Linked DNA regions of Homo sapiens: all the other regions are linked to region 3. A link is a contact called in ENCODE Hi-C data. All regions are on one chromosome and are shown on one strand. The core of a region is the stretch at or near the end of the contact, and the rest is flanking DNA. Distances in the headings are between cores, read along the strand shown. Region 1 overlaps PPP1R16B (protein phosphatase 1 regulatory subunit 16B). Region 2 holds the start of MANBAL (mannosidase beta like). Region 3 has its middle 61 kb from the start of RPRD1B.

Region 1 (3,597 bases), core at 658-3,157, 780 kb after region 3:
TTCCCAGAACAGGTGATCCAAGGGGCAAGACAGAAGCTGAAACATCTTTTTTTTGTTTTTTTTTTTTTGAGATGGAGTCTCACTCTGTTGCCCAGGCTGGCGTGATCTCAGCTCACTGCAACCTCTGCCTCCTGGGTTCAACCGATTCTCCTACCTCAGCCTCCCAGGTAGCTGGGATTACAGGCATGTGCCACCACACTCGGCTAATTTTTGTATTTTTAGTAGAGACAGGGTTTCACCATGTTGGCCAGGATGGTCTCAAACTCCTAACCTCAGGTTATCTGCCCGCCTCGGCCTCCCAAAGTTCTGGGATTACAGGCATGAGCCACCGTGCCTGGCCAGCTGAAACATCTTTTATGACCCAGACTCACAAGGCACACTCCATCCTATTGGTGACACATTAGCCCTGTTCACTGGGGGAGGGAACTGGACAAGAAGGTGAATCCTAGGAGGCTGGGGTACTTGGGTGGCATCTTGGAGACTGACCACAATGCCCAAACTGCCCTTTGGCCTTATCTTGTAGTCAGTCCACAGATCTCCAAAGATAACTGTATCTGGTGCTGCTATTTGTTGTCTTGGAGCTTGAAGACTGGGCCCTACATTCCTGAGGGGTGCCTGCTGGAGCCAGGAGGTGGGGTAGGGGAGAGCCAGCTAGTAGCTAAACACTTTACTCATTCCAGACACTATGGTCAGCACTTTATAATCTAATTCTCAGACAACCTTATGAGATTATAGTCCCCATTCTACAGATGGGGAAACTGAGGCTCAGATAGAGGAGATGACACATCTGAGATCAAACCACTGGGAAATGGTGGGGTCTGAATTCTGAACCACTACACGTGTGTCTTCATACCAGGTGCAATGCTTAGGTAGACTGCATATTCCCCAACAGTGTGCTTTGATGGCTTCTCTCCAGGGTGGAAGTGGTTGGAGCAAAGGTCAGACTGGCCCTTTCATCCCTTGGGCTCAGAGCCTGGCACTAGGCTTGCTGGCAGAAGAGGAAACAGGAAGGCTTTGGGCTGCATGCAGATCCCCAACTCTTAAAACCTGGGGTCAAGTTTGGCTCTCTCATACATTCTCATGGTGGAGCAAGCATGGGTCAAGTGTGGGGGTATTGGAGCCTCTTACCAGCTGAGTAGATTGGGGCAAGTTAATTAAACTCACTGTGCCTCAGTATCCCCAACTGTAAAATAGGAGCTCATTAGAGCCTGCCTCACATTTGCCTTGGGCTGTTGTAAGCATTAAATGAGATCATTTCCTACACATGCTAGACTCAGGGCTGGGCAACAGCAAGTGCTCAGTAAACATGAGCTCTTCTTATCGCAGGCTTGTTAGATGCTGATATGCATCTGCTGTCTGTTCCCACATCTGGCTGAGCTGTGAGGATACGAGGGTTGAAGACCATGGCATTTTTGTCTATTGCTGGGAGCATCAGCAAATGATCCATCCTGCAGGTCCGAGAGCTCAGGACATTTTCAGCAAATGGCTCCCAAGTCCCATACATCACTCTACCTACATCCTGTCCTGGTCCTCTCTGAGCCAGGAACAGAGGGTTCCAGAAGCCCTGGAAAACTTGCAGCTTGCTCCCCTCCGGGCCCAGCCAGCTACTCTCTAGCTGTTCCTGTCTGATAAGAGAGTGGATTTTTCCATTTCCTGCAGCAGAAATGCTCCTGTTTCCTCTCTGCCCACCCAGCTGCCCTGGTTTCTGCTGCTGCACGGGCAGAAGATGGGTATCTGGAAGTCACAGGAGATTGTGCAGCATGCAGGGAGAGTAGCAGGACAGGGCCCCCCAGGCAGGTGGGGCTGCAAGGCAGTCAGCATACCTTGCAGGAGCCAGACTTCTCTGTTTTGTTTTGACATGGGAACCGAGTCTGTATCAGAAATGACAAAATCAAACACCCGCAAACAAAACCCCCCAGCGAAGCAAACAGGAAGCAGGGTCTGGATAAAAATACCATCCTTTTTGCAGCTGCAGCCTCCACCATGCAGGTTTCAGAAGGTCACGCTCTTGACAGGAAATGTGGCTGCTTTCAGAGGGGAGAGGTGGCTGAGTTGGGGCCGGGGGTAGAGACAGTGGGGACAGCCAGAAGCAACAGCAGGCTCTCGGGGGAGGTTCGTGCACCTTTCACTTCTTGACAGGTGAAGGAACTGGGCCCGATCTGTCTGTTCCCTTCCTGGCCACGATCCCAGGGTTCACCTTGGACTTATATTTGTTTCTTCCTCTCCTACCAGGGACCAGGAGACTTTTATTGTGAGGGTGAAATGAGACTGTGGTTTTGAACTTTTTTTTTTTTTTTTTTTTGAGATGGAGTTTCGCTCTTGTTGCCCAGGCTGGAGTGCAATGGTGGGATCTTAACTCACTGCAACTCCGCCTCCCGGGTTCGGGCGATTCTCCTGCTTCAGCCTCCCAAGTAGCTGGGATTACAGGTGCCTACCACCATGCCCAGCTAAATTTTTGTATTTTTGGTAGAGACAGGTTTCACCATGTTGGCCAGGCTGGTCTCGAACTCCTGACCTCAGGTGATCTGCCCGCCTTGGCCTCCCAAAGTGCTTGGATTACAAGCATGAGCCACCACTCTCAGCCATTGAACATATTTTGTTAGCTGAAAAGCATTACCCTGAGGATCAGCAAAGTTTTTCTGCAAAGGGCTAGATAAGAAATATTTTCGGCTGTGTGGCCATATGGTCTCTGTCTAACTCCTCAGCTGTGCTGCTGGAGCCTCAAAACAGCCATAGGCAATGCATAACAAGGGAGCGTGTGTTCCAATTAGTTTTTGGACACTGATATGCCACTTTCATGTAATGTTCATGTATTGCCAAATATTACTCTTCTTTGATTTTTTTCAACCATTAAAAAAAAAATAGAAGCCATTCTCAGCTTGCAAGCAGTATAAAATTAAGCCAGATTTGGTTTGTAGACCACAGTGTGCCAACCCCTGCACTCTCCAAACAAAATGGTTTGTATTATTGTTGCTATTTAACTTCCTACTCAATACAGGAATCCCAGCTTTAGCACTTCCTTCATGGGGTCAGCCAGGTTGAGACTTTGTTTCTGCACTAGCTACTTTGAGCAGAAATAGAGTTCTTACCACTTGGCTATCATTCTGCGGAAGGTTTTTGTTTTTTAGTGAAATTGAGAAGTTCTGATTATAAAGGTAGTACATATGGATTTTAAAATGCTTGGGAAATACTGGCAAACACAAAATAAAAATCCCTGATAAATCATAGCTACTGTATTTTTTTTCCAATGAAAAGTGTGTGGATGTATGGAAAGCATTTTTTTCCTTTCCAGTTGAGATTCCATTGAATGTAAAGTTTTGACTCTTTGTTTTTCCATTCTATGTTATATATCAAGCATTTTCCCATGTCATTAGAAATTCCTCAAAGATACCAGCTGCAGAATATTCCATTATATGGATGTTTCATAATTTACCAAATCAACCTCCAATTGTTTAGGCATTTGGGTTGCTTCCAGGATTTCTCACTTATAAACAATATGCATATAAACAATGCTGCTGTGAACATCCTTGTTCGTAAATCTTTGTCTGCCCTCTGATCTTTTCTTTAGGGAGAATGTGTGCTGAAAATTCCTAGGAA
Region 2 (3,317 bases), core at 445-2,944, 800 kb before region 3:
TATCTAACCTCTGTTCCTTGATCCTCTATGTATGTTATCTAGGCTGCATAACCAATTATCCTAAAACTTAGGAGCTTAAAACAATAACATTTAGTATTTCACAATTTCTGTGAGGCAGGCATTCAAGTGGCATTGCAAGGTATTTCTGGCTCAAGGTTGCTCTTGAGTTTACACTGAAGATTTTGGCCAGGCCACAGTCATTTGAAAGCTTGACTAGGACTGCTGGAGCCACTTGGCTCATACACATGGCTGGCAAGTTGGAGCTGGTTGTTGGCAGGCAGCTCAGTTACTCCCCATGCGAGCCTCTCCATAGGACTGCTTGAGTGTCTTCACAACATGGATTCCCCATGAGCAATCAAGACAGAGGAAAGAGGAAGTTGCAATGTCTTTTATGACTTTATCTTGGAACTCGTGCTCCAAGATTTCCGCAATATCCTATGGGTTATACAGGTCAGTCTTATTCTTGGTGGGAGGTGACTACAGAGGGGTATGGATATCAGGAGCCAAGAATCGTCAGGGTTTATGGTGGAGGCTGGTTATCACACTCTCATCTAGGTTTCTTTTTCTCCTACTACTTGCCCCCCACCCCTTCTTAATCATGGAACACTGTTCTTTGCCTTCAAAAAACTTATCCTGTTATATGATTACACATTCATTTAATTAGTCTGTCTCCCTCCAACGGACTGTAAGCACCACAAGGGCAGAGACTGTATGTGTCTGCTTTAGCACTGTGTCCTCAGTTACAAGGACAAAGCATAGAGTACGCGCTCAGTGAATGCTTTTTGAATGAATTATAATGATTTGCTTCTGTCTGAATTACAAGAGGTGTTTCTGTTTGTCTCCTCTCTGCATTGTAGGCTCCTAGCTCAGGACCTGGCATAAAATTAAGGAAATGAACGTGAGAAACACTTTTGAAATAGTGACAACACATCCAGATGAACATTTTGCAGGACAGCTACACACCCGTTTTAGCTCACCAGCTACCAGTTGTGACTGTGCTCTGCTCTGGGAGATGGCTTAGCTTTGCATAGGACAAAATTCTAATCTAGTTTCGCGCAGTTCTTACGAATTTGTTACAATGAGACGGGCCAAGCTATACAGCCCATTGCGATGAATAAGTAACTTTTTTTTTTTTTTTTTTTTTTTTTTGAGGAAGAGTCTCATTCTGTCGCCCAGGCTGGAGTGCAGTGGCGCGATCTCGGCTCACTGCAACTTCTGCCTCCCGGGATTCAAGAGATTCTCTTGCCTCAGCCTCCCAAGCAGCTGGGATTACAGGCGCCCGCCACCACGCCCGGCTAATTTTTGTATTTTTGGTAGAGACGGGGTTTCACCATGTTGACCAGGCTGGTCTCGAACTCCTGACCTCAAGTGATCCGTCCGCCTCGGCCTCCCAAAGTGCTGGGATTACAGGCGTGAGCCACCGTGCCCAGCCCCGAGAAGTAATTTCTTTTGTTTTCTTTTTAATTAAACAAAAATGTTGCTGAAACGAGCTGAGTGATATAGGAGCTTAAAGAATTGACAAGCTCTAGATTTCATTTCCCCAAACCTCTTTGTCCAGCTCGAACCCACAGAACAGGGACAAAAGTCGACAAAACCCAGCGGTGCCTCACCCAGAAACCTGGCAACGCGGGCGGAACAGAGCCGGTTGGTTGCTCAGTGCGCGTCACTTCCGGGACTCAGGGTCGCAGGGAACTACTTCCGGGGGAGCGGCGCGGCGGCGCGGGAGGTGAGTGCCGCAGCTTTGCGGTGGGGTGGGAACCGAGAGAGAGCCGTCCTCGGTGCGGTGGCCTGGCTTTCCCGGCCGGCCTGTCTCCAGCGGCGCCGCTTGGTGGGCCCGGCTGTCGCTCCGCTCAGGGCCTGAATACGTTCCCTCGGCGGTTGTTCGAAAGTTACTTCCGGAGGGGAATTTGAGCCCCCCGGGAGGCGGAGGGCCTCGCCTGGGGCAGCCCTGCGCTTTCGTGCGGAGGCTGGGCCAGAACCCAGGGCTCCTCATGGCCTGGTCCGGGCCTTTCCTCCCACGGGTGGAGCAGTAGGAGAACCCTGAGCTCCAGAGTGAATCTGGCCAGGGTTCGAATCCGTATGGCTCTCTTACCGTGGGCAAGTCACGGTTCCTCTCTGGCCCTCAGTTTCGTCTTCTAAAATGGACATACACGCTTGTACTGCGGGGTAAACCGAGGTGGTGAATGTAAAGCCCTTAGTAGGTGCACAGTCCATGTTTGTTGTACGAATTCTAAGAGAAGCGAGAAATGAATATGAGAAACATTTTTAAAATGGTGACAACACATTTAGATTAATAATTATATTTTGCAGGGCATCTGCACACCAGTTTCAGCCCACCGGCTACCAGTGTGACTTTGCCCAGAGAGGTGGCTTAGCTTTGCATTCTAATCTAGTTTTGCGTGGTTCTTAGGAATTTGTTTTAATGGGACGGGCCAGGCTGTACAACCCATTGCCATAAAGCGGTAACTTCTTTTTCTTTCCTTTTTTTTTTTTTAAAGCCATTCTATTTATTTATTTAGAGACGGAGTCTCTCTCTCGTCCACGCTGAAGGGCAGTGGCGGGATCTTGGCTCACTGCAACCTCCGCTTCTTGGGTTCAAGCGATTCTCCTGCCTCAGCTTTCCGAATAGCTGGGATTACAGACGTGTGCCACCACGCCCGGCTAATTTTTGTATCTTTAGTAAAGACAGGGTTTCACCATGTTGGCCAGGCTGGTCTCAAACTCCCGACCTCAGGTGATCCACCCGCCTCGGCCTCCCAGAGTGTTGGGATTATAGGCGGGAGCCACCACACCCGGCTTTTTTTTCTTTTTAATTAAAAAAAAGTTGAAATAGAGATGGAGTCTCACTATGTTTTCCTGCCTGGTCTTGAACTCCTGGAGGCAAGATATCCTTCCTCCTGGACCTCCCAAAGTGTTTGGGATTACTGGCAAGAGCCACTGTGCCTGGCCTAAAACAGTAACTTCTGACACTGGTTTCTATTCCCCAGTCTGTTTTCAGCTGAATTTTCACAATAGAATTTAAAGTTACTTCATTAGAAGCCAAGAATGGCCTACCAGCACAGTACACAACATTGGGAGATGAAGGCCTGTGGCAGTCGTGAAATCTGAGTTTTTCAGTCTTAAGAGAAGATTTAGTATTTGCTAAGTCTTGAGAGCTATACTTGTCTCAGTGGTTTTTTATTTATTTGTTTTGAAATGTTGACCCATTCTTTTTTTCCCCAATAACCTTTTTGTTTTAGAATAATTTTAGATTTACAAAGTTATCGCAAAGATACTTCAGTGAGTGCCCATATAGCCCACGTTTCCCCTATTACTAA
Region 3 (3,509 bases), core at 160-2,659:
CATCAAGACTGCAACCCAGATAAGTCCAGTATTAGGAAAATTGAGACTGCATTACCCAAGTTCTGTTAAAATATGAAAGTTGGATGTTACATGTGAATCTCAAGAGACAAGATCTCCTTCTGTGTCCCCAGATTTCATGGTCTAATTTCTTCACTCCTCCCTATAAATAGTAAGTCCATGATTCTTCTGGTTTAATTAGCACTTCAGGCTACAAAATGACTTTGAGGTCTTCAGAGCTGAAGATGGAGCTACCCAAGAGTCCATGAATCTGTCAAAATGCTTATCCTTTGTGACTAGAGCCATTAACTCTCTGTGTCACCTTCCTGGGCAAGGTATTTTCCTCTCTGGGCCTCAGTTTTTTCTTTCTTTTTTTTTTTTTTTTTTTTTTTTTTCTTTTTGAGACAGGATCTAACTCTTGCCCAGGCTGGTGCAACCTTAGCTCACTGCAGCCTCAATCTCCTCGTCTCAAGCTATCCTCCTATCTCAGCCTCTCAAGGAGCTAGGACTACAGGCATCTACCCACGCCTGGCCAATTTTTTTCTTTTCTTGACTTTTTTTAGAGATAGGGACTCACTATGTTGTCTAGGCTTGTCTCGAATTCTTGGGCTCAAGCAATCCTCCCGCCTTGACCTCCCAAAGTGCTAGGATTGTAGGCATGAGCCACCACAGCCAGCCTCAGCTTTCTTACCTGCAAAATGTAGTATTGGACTAAATTATCTCTAGGTTTTCTGCGAGCCCTAAAAGCTACGATTGTTGTGCTGCATAAGAAGCATATGGGACTGAAGTCTGAGAACTCTGGATGGTATATCCTGGGCACGCAGTACTATTTGTTAGAGAAATGAATAGTATCACCATTGTGCTGTGTATACATAGGAAACCCTGGAGACCATAGTCTAAAGATCGGGGCACAGGAGACAGTGCCACGACCGGGAAGATGGGAGTAAACACAGTAGTTCACTGCACAAAATTCATATTTGGTTTATTTGGGATCTTTAAGAAAAAGCCATTTGCTAGCATGGTTTCCTCTTTTACTTTCTCCTGGAATAATTCATCTGGCTAAAGCTCATCGCTCACTGCTACCTCTGTAGGATTTTCCATTTAAAAATCATGCTTCCACTCTGAGGCACAGATTCAATTAAGAATCCATTCTCCTGTACAGTAGGTTGGGATTCATACAGCTTTATGTAGTGTTGAAAGCCCAGTGTGTTCACTTTTTTTAGACTCAAATAGTTATTTTGCATTAAAAATTCATTTCTACCATTGGTTTGATAAATATTAAAATTAGCAGGCCATTTATCTAGTATTTTTTGTGAATAAGAGGCAGCTGTGATGAGTGAAAACTCATATCTTCTCATCTCCTCTCACTATGATGACCTTGGGCAAGTCACTCAGCCCTTGGGGACCTCAGCTGCTTCTTACAGGAAATGAGTAGGGTTGATTACGTAACCTCTGAAGTCCTGTGACTAGGTTTTCAGAATATTTCTTCCTACTGAGAATCTTAATAAACTCAGTACCTGAATAATGTACTCCATAGATTTTAAAATACTCACTATACAAATTCTTAGGAAAGAAAGTAGTTACCAACATACTTGTTAATAACTGAGATGTTTGTAAAAAGGGCCTAGTGCTTTGGTACAAATTAGGGACTCAGTGGTGGCTGTTACTATGTTAAATAATGAATGCAGGTATTTATAAACACATGTAACAAGATTAAAATAGATGTCTGCTGGAAGGAGTAATAGAGACCACATGGCTAGACCATCTGCAGCATTTACAACAGAGTGGTCAAAAACCTGTCATCCTCAACCCCCCTCACCCACTTTAAGGGTATGAAAAGAGTCAGGAGTTAAGAGGTAAAGGAAGAGGATTTGGGATGAGAATTATTTGAAAAGGGCCATTGGTGTGTTTGGCATCTCCCTAGTGGGAGCAGTGGGTGCCACCTACACTTTATCTCAAGATTAGGGGAAAGGGCCTCCATGGAGCTTAGTATGTGTCCCTGATCTGGTGGATTAAACAGACCCCTGCCTGGAAAAGTCTGAAGGATGAGATGCCAGTGCTGGCTAAGTGTTTGATGACGAAGCAAGGGAGAGGCTGGGTGCAGACTCCACTCCTAGAGTTTGTCAGGGCAGAGCATGCATGTAGAAGAACTGGCCTGCATCCTGGGGTGATAGAGCCTGGGCAAGAGGCCCGGGGTTTCAAGGAGGCGAACTTCAGACTCACAGTGCTGAGGAAGGAGTAGAGCAAAGAGCCAGGGAGAAACCCTCACCCCAAGAGACCCCAGGTGATGGGAGATGAGGATGGGAGACTGGGGGAAGGGAGGGGAGGAACCACTCCAAGGAGCATCTGAGGAGCCCATGGGGGAAGGAAGCTGTTAAACTTTGTTAAACTTTTGCCCAGCAGCGCCCAGTCACCACCACCAGACCTTAAGGACTGTCTCTTGCTGCTGCTTCACTCCCACTGCTGTGTCCCTGGAAGGGTCAGAAACGGTAAACAAGGGAGGCCTCCCTTCCCGGATGCTGGCCTCCCTTCCCAGATGCTGGCCTCTCGCCCCCAGCAGACCCAGAGAGGTCACCTTCACATGATAGGCTATTTTGATTGTAACATGGGCTTGCACATTTACATCTCTGAAATGAGACTGTTTTTACACTTTAAGTGTGACTACAGGAATTTTTTTAAATAAAAATGACTAGAGAAGTTATGGAGGCCTGGGTTTTTCTTTGAGAGTTACAGGATACATTAGCCCCACAAATTGGATTTCAAGGGACATAGGAGACAAAGTTGCTTTGCGATTGCAGTTCCCCAATCCTGCCTGTGTACTATGGTGGTTACACACACATGATTCATTTTAGGACCTTTAATTCTTGGTTCCCCTTTCCATTTTTGTTACTTAAAAAGTTCATTTTCACAACCTCAGTTTGTTCATTAAATTGTGAATTCATAATCCTATGTATATGTGAACATATTTTTCAAAATTGTGGTAAAATACATATAACATAAATTTACTATTTTAGCCGGGCACGATGGCTCACACCTGTAATCCCAGCACTTTGGGAGGCCGAGGAGGGTGGATCACCTGAGGTCAGGAGTTCAAGACCAGCCTGGCCAACATGGTGAAACCCCATCTCTAATAAAAAAAAAACAAAAATATTAGCCAGGCGTGGTGGTGTGTGCCTGTAGTCCCAGCTACTCAGGAGTCTGAGGCAGGAGAATCACTTGAACCTGGGAGACAGAGGTTGCAGTGACCCGAGATCGCGCCACTGCACTCCAGCCTGGGTGACAAGAGTGAAACTCTGTCTCAAAAAAAAAAAAAAAAAAAAAAAAAAAAATATATATATATATATATATATAAAACTATTTTAAAGTGTACAATTCAGTGGCATTTAGCACATCTGTGATGTTGTGCAGCCGTCACCATGATCTAGTTCCAGAACATTCTCATCCCCACAACAGGAAACCCTGTACACATTAAGCAGTTACTCCCATTATCCCCTACTCCCAGGCCCTGGCAA

The links. A loop is a pair of places that touch in the nucleus more often than their neighbours do. Pooled maps may share reads with other maps.
Region 1: a pooled map shows a loop between it and region 3 (9-fold over the local background). The contact joins two enhancer-like sites. A Hi-C loop is called at or near these places in 6 of 37 single-sample maps with no recorded cell type and 5 of 50 pooled maps.
Region 2: a loop to region 3 is called in a pooled map, with 4 times the contacts of the local background. The contact joins the promoter of MANBAL here to the enhancer-like site in region 3. A Hi-C loop is called at or near these places in 4 of 37 single-sample maps with no recorded cell type and 4 of 50 pooled maps.

What each region holds. Positions count from the first base shown.
Region 1 is chr20:38,873,689-38,877,285 of GRCh38, forward strand. The region is part of intron 2 of PPP1R16B (protein phosphatase 1 regulatory subunit 16B); the gene reads left to right. Among named protein-coding and RNA genes, the nearest start is that of FAM83D, 51 kb to the right of the region's middle. Within about 2 kb of position 1,908, at least 16 of the 41 ENCODE cell types and tissues checked have a DNase peak (open chromatin) inside an H3K27ac peak, as active enhancers do.
Region 2 is chr20:37,287,961-37,291,277 of GRCh38, forward strand. MANBAL (mannosidase beta like) reads left to right here and starts at 1,695. Exons shown (of 3, transcript NM_001003897.2): 1 at 1,695-1,726. RefSeq lists enhancers at 1,483-1,592, 1,665-2,569.
Region 3 is chr20:38,093,087-38,096,595 of GRCh38, forward strand. No RefSeq gene overlaps it. Among named protein-coding and RNA genes, the nearest start is that of RPRD1B, 61 kb to the left of the region's middle. RefSeq lists silencers at 1-115, 2,728-2,787. Within about 2 kb of position 1,410, at least 20 of the 41 ENCODE cell types and tissues checked have a DNase peak (open chromatin) inside an H3K27ac peak, as active enhancers do.